Regions from separate parts of the Homo sapiens genome. Here region 1 is linked to region 2. Evidence: read pairs that join two places in POLR2A ChIA-PET (ENCODE). Cell type or tissue: Panc1. All regions are shown on one strand. Each heading gives the region's core, and the rest is flanking DNA. Links, peaks and the distances in the headings are about the cores only. Region 1 has its middle 5.8 kb from the start of FRMD3. Region 2 overlaps FRMD3 (FERM domain containing 3).

Region 1 (4,401 bases), core at 280-4,279, 160 kb after region 2:
GTCTCGAACTTCTGGCCCCAGTCAATCCTCCTGCTTGAGCCTCCCAAGTAGCTGGGATGACAGGCAACAAACAGAGGACATTTGAGTACAGGAAAGGTGGCTCCACTTGAGGCATTAGAATGTCAGCCATAGCAGTGGCTGCAAGTCCAGTTCTTACTAAAGAAGTGGCAATGGGTGAGATTAATTAGTGTCTCACGCTCAGTGATAGTAACTGATATTCTTTACCAAAAAATATGCCTAACCAATGGGTTATAACACTTTGGTAAGCCACAAATAGATAACAGGTGGCCTGCCCACAAAAGATTGATGGTTGTAAATATTGCATCTTGAATTTTTTCATTTTAAGCACTTTTACAGCCATTAAAATTGATAACTTAAAAAGAAATATTTAGGTATAAATCTAACAAAATATGCACAAGATCTTTATGAGGAAAACTACAAGACTCTGGTGAAAGAAATCAAAGAACTAAATAAATGGAGAGCTATTCCATGTTCATGGATAGGAAGACTCAATACTGTTAAGATTTCAGGTCTTCCCAAATTGATCTATAGGTTAAGTGCAACCCAAGTCAAAACCTGAGCTAGTTACTTTGTGGATATCAGCAAACTTTTTTTAAAGTTTATATGGAAAGGCAAAAACCCAGAGTAGCTAACACAATACTGAAGAAAAACAAACTCAGATGACTGATATTACCTGACTTTAAGACTTAATATAAAACCAAAGTGATCAAGGCAGTATGGTACTGGCAAAAGAATAAACAAATTGATCAGTGGAACAAAATAGAGGGACCAGAAAGAAACCCACACAAATACAGTCAATTGATATTTGACAAAGAAGCAAAGTCAGTCCAATGGAGAAAGGATAATCTTTTTGACAAATGGTGCTGGAAAAACTAGACATTCACATGCAAAAAAATGAGTATAGACATAGACCACACACTGTTCACAAATTTTAAGTCAAAATAAATCATTGACTCACATGTAAACAATAAAACTTCTAGGAGATAACATGAGGGAAAATTTAGGTAATCTTCAGTTTGGTGATAAAAATCAACAAACATCAACACATCAAAAGCATAAGTTGGACTCAGTTAAAATGTAAAACTTTTAGGGCAGCTTCAAGATGGCTGACTGGAGACACTGATCACCCAATCTCCCCAAAAAAGAAGAACCAAAGTTAGAGGTGAAAAATCATAACTCAAAAGATTAAGAGACGAGTGTGAAGGCCTATTGGAAAATTCACAAGCAGAAGCTAGGGCACAGAAAAAAGGAGGAGGCAAGAATTTGGCAGAAATTGAATCCTGAAGGACTTGGGGTCCCATGGAAAGGGTAAGTGGGGATGTTTTGGGTTGCCCTCACCCCTGTGACAGATTGCTAGTTTCCAAACTGTTGAAGAGCTCCTCTGCCCTCACAAGCTTATGCATCGGTGTGGGCGGCAATTTGGGAATTTCTTGAGGGCACTGCACTGGGCTGTCAGCAACCCCCAAATTTGAGCTATGGTAGCGGGCACCACACTGGGTGTGCACCCATTTTGGGACTCTATCCTGCCCAGGGAATCTCAGTTCTTGTGTCTCCACATCACCAAATCCCCTGCAGACATCCCTCAGCACCCACTGAGATTGTGGCACCCACATGGGGCCAGCTGGACCCAGGAGAGCTGAGGGTCTGACCCTCAGGGCATGCTGTTCCAAGGAAAAGGCAGAGTGCAGCATGCCAAGGGAACACCTGTTAGGACAAAAGAAACCATAGAGTGTGCTCTCCTATTCCTGAGAGCTCCCCACTTCTGTGCTGAAAGTGACTGCACTCCTTTCAACAGCGACATGGGCACTGTGCTTGGCTCTGTGGGTGAAGAGTGTGGTTCTGCCATAGCAGCCAGGTGGCCCCAGTGCTTGGGCCTGGTAATGGAGATGAAGCCTCCTACTCCCCGCATAGCTGCTGCCGCCAGGGTTTGGCTTAAGCATACCTGTAGACAGCCATTCCAGGGCTATTAAGGATGACTGCATCCTTACTGGCAATGTCCCCACTGGGCCCTAGATTGTACAAAAGACAGGGCCCCTCCACCTCTGTACAGACAGTGGCAGCATTCCTGCAGCAAGAACAGGTGAGCCATAAAGCTGTCTATTTTGGGCTGAGGGAAGAGGCTCCACACCAAAGCCATTTCAGCAGAGAGCCACAGGAAAGGCATTGTCCATGTCTCTCAGCTACATTGAAGTGTCTGTCGAACTGAGTCATGAGCCCTGGGACAGAGGCATGATAGGGAAGAAGACTGCGTTTCTGCACCATGGAGCTGGTGCAGCCCCCTGACCCCCTGAGGAGACCTTTGTGCATTTCACCAGAAGCTCCCCTAAGCACCCCATCAGGGCTTGTGCTTGTGCTTGGCATTGGGTTATCCAAGAACAAGCCTGGCAGTCCAGCTTGACTCAGCTTTGGCCACTCCCCAACCCAGGGCTGAGCAGGAAACTCAGAGAATGGTGTATTCCACAGGCCAGATAATTGCCTGTGACAACACAGAGCTTCTCCCAGCTGAAAAAAAAGATCAAGTATATACCCATCTGCGTCTGCCACAGAAGCTCTTACCTTCAAGTGCCACCTACTGGTCTGGAAGTCAAACTGCACAACCTAATACAAATTTGGCTGACTCAGTGTACAGCACTAGGGACCGAGATAAGTTTCTGAAGACTTCTATCTCCGTCTTTACAGGAGACTGAGAGCCTACTCACATGCCCAGTACACCACTACTACAACCAGCATTTGAGAAAACAACCATACTAACGTTATCTATAACCAAGGAATTCATACAGAGCCTTGGCCCCCTGAAAGCACCAAGAAGCAAAGCCAAACAATCCTATTCAACATACATTACAGTCATCCTCAAAGAAGAAATAAAAAGTCTTGTCCAAACAAAAGTAAATTCAAAAATAAGAAGTGACACCTCAGAATAAGAAAGGACCAACACAACAATTCCAGCAGCATGAAAAAAAGAGTGTGTTATGATAACCTCAAAGGATCACACTAAATATCTAACAATGGATCCTAACCAAAATGAAAATTCCAAAACACCAGATAAAGAATTAAAAATATAGATTGTAAGGAAGCTCAATGAGATCCAAGAGAAAGTTGAAAAACAACACAAGGAAATCAGAAAACAATTCAAGGTATGAATGAAAAATTTACTAAGGAAAAAGATTTAAAAAATAAAAGAACATCTGGAAATGAAACAGTCATTGAAGCAATTACAAAATACAGTTGAAAGCTTTAACAATAGATTAGACCAAGAGGAAGAAAGAATTTCAGAGCTCAATGACAGGTCTTTGGAAGTAACCCAATCTGACAAAAATACAGAGAAAAGTGTTGTTTTTTTTTGTTTTTTTTTTTTTTTTTTTGAGATGGAGTCTTGCTCTTTCACCCAGGCTGGAGTGCAGTGGTGCGATCTCAGCTCACTGCAAGCTCCGCCTCCTGGGTTCATGCCATTCTCCTGCCTCAGCCTCTCAAGTAGCTAGGACTACAAGCGCCCACCACCACACCCAGCTAATTTTTTGTATTTTTAGTAGAGATGGGGTTTCACCGTGTTAGCCAGGATGGTCTTGATCTCCTGACCTCGTGATCTGCCCCCCTCGGCCTCCCAAAGTGCTAGGATTACAGGAGTGAGCCACCACACCCGGCCGAGAAAATAATTTTTTAAACGAACAAAGCCTTTGAGAAATATGGTATTATAAACCATCCAGACCTGTAAGTCATAGGTATCCCTGAGGGAGAAGAAGAAAAATTTAAAAGTTTGGAAAACCTATTTGAGGGAATAATTGAGGAAAACTTTACTTTTCTTGCTAGAGATTTACACATCCAGATACAAGAAGCTCAGAGAACTCCTAGGAGATATATTGCAAGACAAACATCACCAAGGTGTATAGTCACCAGACTGTCCAAAGTCAACATGAAGAAAAAGAATCCTAATAGCAGCAAGAGAAAACTGTCTAATCACCTGTAAAGGAAATCCCATCACACTAACAGCAGACTTCTCATCAGAAAACTTACCAGACAGAAGAGATAAGGGTCCTATTTTCAGTCTTCAAAAAAAAAAAAAAAGCCAGGCATGGTGGTTCACACCTGTAATGCCAGCAGTTTGAGAGGCCAAGGTGGGTGGATCACTTGAGATCAGGAGTTTGAGACCAGCCTGGACAACATTGTGAAATGCCATCTCTACCAAAAATACAAAAATTAGCCAGGCATGGCGGTAAGCCCCTATAATCCCAGTTACATAGGAGGCTGAGGCATGAAAATCACTTGAACCCAGGAGGCAGAGGTTGCAGTGAGCCAAGATTGTGCTACTGCACTCCACCCCGGGTGACAGAGCAAGACTGCGTCTCAAAAAACAAAACAAAACAAAAAAACTGTCAGCCAACA
Region 2 (4,401 bases), core at 301-4,300:
TTATATATATATATAATATACATATAAAATTTATATATATAATATACATATAAAATTTATATATATAATATACATATAAAATTTATATATATAATATACATATAAAATTTATATATATAAAATATACATATAAAATTTATATATACAATATACATATAAAATTTATATATATTATACATAATTTATATATATAATTTATATATTATATATAATATGTATAATTTATATTATATATATAATTTATATATTATATATAATATGTATACTTTATATTATATATAATATATATACTTTATATTATATATAATATATAATTTATATTATATATAATATATATTATATATGTATAATTTATATATATACTATATATAAATTTTATATAAATATATATACTATATATAAATTTTATATAAATATATATACACTATATATATAAATTTTATATAAATATATATATATTTTAGTACAGATGGGGTTTCACTATGTAGGCCAGGCTGGTCTCAAACTCCTGACCTCAAGTGATCCACCTGCCTCAGCCTCTCAAAGTGCTGTGATTAACTGTGTGAGCCACCACGCCCAGCCTGACTTTGTCCTTCTCTTTCTCCCTGACTCCTCATCTCACTCTCCCTTCTGTTCAACATGAGGAGATTAATTATCTATACAATTGCAATACCAGCTGTTAGCCCTTTGCCTCTCTCCTCATCCCCTTCCTCTCTCTCCTCTCTTTTCTCATTCTTCCAATTAGAGTTATGAGTTGGCCAGTGAAGTGGAGTCTGGACTACACCAATAACTCCTGCTATTATTGGAGGTACAGATGGATTACACTTGAGGGAAAAAATAACCACCATGATGTGGCATGCTTGGTAATTAGATATAAGTCTTAGAACATTTATTGCATTGCTATTTTCCTTTTGATTGCTACTTGGAATATATGCTGTTCTGATATTTTTAAGTCTTTTTCCTTACTGGAAACTGAGTTTCCCTAAGAAAGGCAAAAAGGAGAACCTGGTAACAAAATATCTGAATTTGTGGCTAATTTACTGTAGCTGAAATCTTCTTTTCCTCAACTCTCATTTAGAATAAAATTTCCAAAGGCTATAAGAAAGCTAAGACCCCATCATTGATTCTACAAAATGAACTAGGGGAGTAAGATGAACCAGTGGATTCACCCCTTAGTATGATTTGAAGGTACCAGGAAGGCATCTGCAGCAGATACTGTCAAGCCCCAGCAGCCTGACGCTTTTTAGGAAGGATGCCCTCAGTTTACTGGAGTCCACCACAGGGTAGAGAATTGAAACTTCCTACCCCACCTCACCCTCCACAAACCAGGGTAGCTCTTAACTAATGACTATCAGATGTGGTAGTATAAATACCTCTGCTCCCTCACCCCTTGGATGGCACAACTCTAAGGCATGGCCTACACTGATTCCAGAACTCCCCTATGAGATTGAGCCCAAAATACCCTCTACATGACTTTGCCCAGCATTACACACTTGCTTGGCCTCCTTCGCCTCCCTCCTGTAATCCTCTACTCCCCTACAAGTCTTTTCCTGGAAACACTTCCTAACAAATCACTTATACAGAAATTTTTATCTCAAGGTCTGCTTCTTCAAACCAGACCTAAAACAGCCTCCCTAACTCTCCACTAAAAGCTGTCTTCCATGGTGTTTAAAATCATTTCCCTGGGTATTTATTCCCTTTGCCTTAAGCTTAAACCCTGGAAACCTGCAAAGCCCCTGTGAAAGATCCCAGTTTGCAGAATTGTTGAAATCTACCTGACCACATTTCAAGACTTTTCTTAGAACAAATTTATTTTGGTTGAGAGCAGTTTCAAGAGAAAGAAGATGAGCTACACAAAGGGGGTGAAAAAGCAGAGAGATTCCTAACCCTATGTTTTGGTTTCCTTATCTGTGATCTTGGTGGAGATGGTGGGAGGCCGATTCCAGAACTCCTGAGTTTCCTTGTTCTAACAGTCCACAGTCTATGAACCTGAAGGATGAGGATATTGCCAATGAATGTTTCTTTCTTTTTAATTTTGCGAGGCACAACTGCACTTAGCCCTGAGAGATCATTTTCCTCTACCTTATCATACAAATGGTGCATATCTTTCATATATTCTCATTTTGGCTTGGTTGGGGAAAAAGAAGGTGGGTATGGGGTGGTACTTTGTGACTAAGAAGATTGATTTTTAATTTGGCCACTGCTAAGACAAAAAAAATTGCATCTAAAAGTAAACAATATAGCACTTAGTTATCTTCAAATGTTTGGCTTCTGTTGAAATCGATTCAGTGTATGATTACAGAATAAATTACGCACTTCTCTGTTTACTTTCTCAAAGCCCTTGGTACCCTAAGCCAGAGTAATTTGTAGCCCAGAGAAATATGTTAAATAACCCAGGGGGCTTTTAAAAAGAATGAATGCACTTCCCCAGACAAGAGATTGTTTTTCACCTCAATAGTAACCAGATCCAAAATTTGAGCAATTCCCATGACGACCCTAAAAAGATGGCCTGATTTCTTGCATCCACCTAGACAAAGCCCCAGAGTAACTTAGTCTCTGTGTTATCATGCAGCCAATTTATGTCATTCCTAGCCCCTCTGGCCTCTTCTGGGGAAAAAAGAATGCCATCTGATGAATGTAGCCTTATCAGTGTTCCAGATTATAAGGCTATAGCGAGGCCTAGTTATTTAGCTGCCAATAATCATGGTTTCCATTCCAGTTTCAAGAAGATCTATGACACAACAGCAACAACAACATCAACAAACCTGTAGATCACGAACGCTCAAAAATGTTTTTCCATTTGGAAATCAATCTATGTAAGAAAATCCGCTGGGCACAGTGGTTCATGCCTATAATCCCAGCACTTTCGGAGGCCAAGGTGGGCAGATCACCTGAGGTCAGGAGATCGAGACTGTCCTGGCTAACAGGGTGAAACCCTGTCTCTACTAAAGATACAAAAAATTAGCCGGGTGTGGTGGCACACGCCTGTATTCCCAGCTACTCAGGAGGCTGAGGCAGGAGAATTGCTTGAACCCGGGAGGCAGAGGTTGCAGTGAGCCTAGATCCTGCCACTGCACTCCAGTCTGGGTGGCAGAGTGCAAAAAAAAAAGAAAAGAAAGAAAGAAAAAAGAAAATCTTCATTGTTTCACTGTAGTGTTTTCCACTCCTTTAGCCATGATGTTTTTGTATTCTAGGGTCTCAGGGATGGGCAAAAGAGAGATAACAGCCAGAAGAAGAAACACTGCGCAAATCAGGGGAGGGGCCAGGAAGTCTTTAAAAAAAAGCATTTGTGTCCCTTCATCCATTAAGCAACCTCCATTCCCTTCCCTATTTTGGAAATTTTTATTTTTTGTAAAGGACCAGATAGTAAATATTTTAAGCTTTGTGATCTACATGGATCTCTTTCACAACTACTCAACCCTGCTATTGGAGCATGAAAGCAGCTGCAGACAATATGTAAATGAACAGAATTAGCTGAGTTCCAATAAAACCTTATTTACAAAAACAGTTGGAAAGCCATCCTGACCCTTGCATGCCAGTCCCTACTCCCAAGAAATCTTTAATAGACACTCAAAAAAAAAATGATAGTTTGAAAATGCCATAGGATGTAAAAAAAAAACATGTATTACTATTTATTTTAAAGTACGCTAGTAACTAAAATGCAATCATCTATGAAATGAAATTATGGAATTTTTTTCAAGCTTGTTACAGTGGAATTTACCACCATGTAGCATTTGCTGTCATGCCACATAAATTTAACAACATTGCCACCAAATTGTTCTAAAGTCAAAGATCAGCTAGCCTCTAGATTCATGGGCCTTTTTTAAAATTTCCAACTTTTATTTTAAGTTCAAGGGTACATGTGCAGAATGTGCAGGATTGTTACATAGGTAATCATGTGACTTAGCTCTTTTAAACATCTTTAAAGCATGGAAGAGTAAAAAGACCAGTTACATAAATTGATAGTATGGTTAATTCATTTAAAAAAATTATATTGCATAAGTAGTATTAGTATCCTTATTTAATAGATGAAGAAATTGAGACACAGAGGGTGTAAGGAACCTGCTCAAAGTGGTACAACCAGCAGGTGGCAGAGATAGGATTTGCCCTGGTCTTCATGATGCCAAAGCTTTTAGCACCTGAACAATTTCCTAAAATAGCAAAAGATAGTCATCATTTCCTGACTCAGTCCTTTGATCCTGCCTCCCTGCTTGGAACTGCAGCTCACTCCCTCTTATTGAGTCTATACCTATCCTTGCTCCCAGAATGTTTCTCTCTGCACATTCTTTTCTTTCTGCTCTGTCTGATCTTTGTCCATCTCCTTTGCTGGTTTTGAATCTCTTCCCAGGGCTTTGAAGTCATGAAAGACTTCACTGGCTCCCAAATCCCCATCTGTGGCCC

What was found. ChIA-PET counts read pairs that join two places held together with the same protein. Peaks named below come from ENCODE experiments on the same cell type or tissue, not always from the same donor. Only the 100,000 strongest peaks of a DNase experiment are listed, where the experiment ranks them.
Region 1: POLR2A ChIA-PET joins it to region 2 with 10 read pairs; 1 of 35 experiments calls an interaction of 5 or more read pairs at or near these places.

The regions. Positions count from the first base shown.
Region 1 is chr9:83,541,993-83,546,393 of GRCh38, forward strand. It overlaps a transcript of FRMD3 not described here. Among named protein-coding and RNA genes, the nearest start is that of FRMD3, 5.8 kb to the left of the region's middle. In Panc1, for the core only: CTCF peaks have their summits at 2,592 (motif pointing left) and 2,792; a DNase peak (open chromatin) is centred at 2,609; H3K27ac peaks cover 329 bases.
Region 2 is chr9:83,378,446-83,382,846 of GRCh38, forward strand. All of the region lies in intron 2 of FRMD3 (FERM domain containing 3), which reads right to left. Among named protein-coding and RNA genes, the nearest start is that of FRMD3, 160 kb to the right of the region's middle. In Panc1, for the core only: no CTCF peak of the experiment used is centred there; no DNase peak of the experiment used is centred there; H3K27ac peaks cover 898 bases.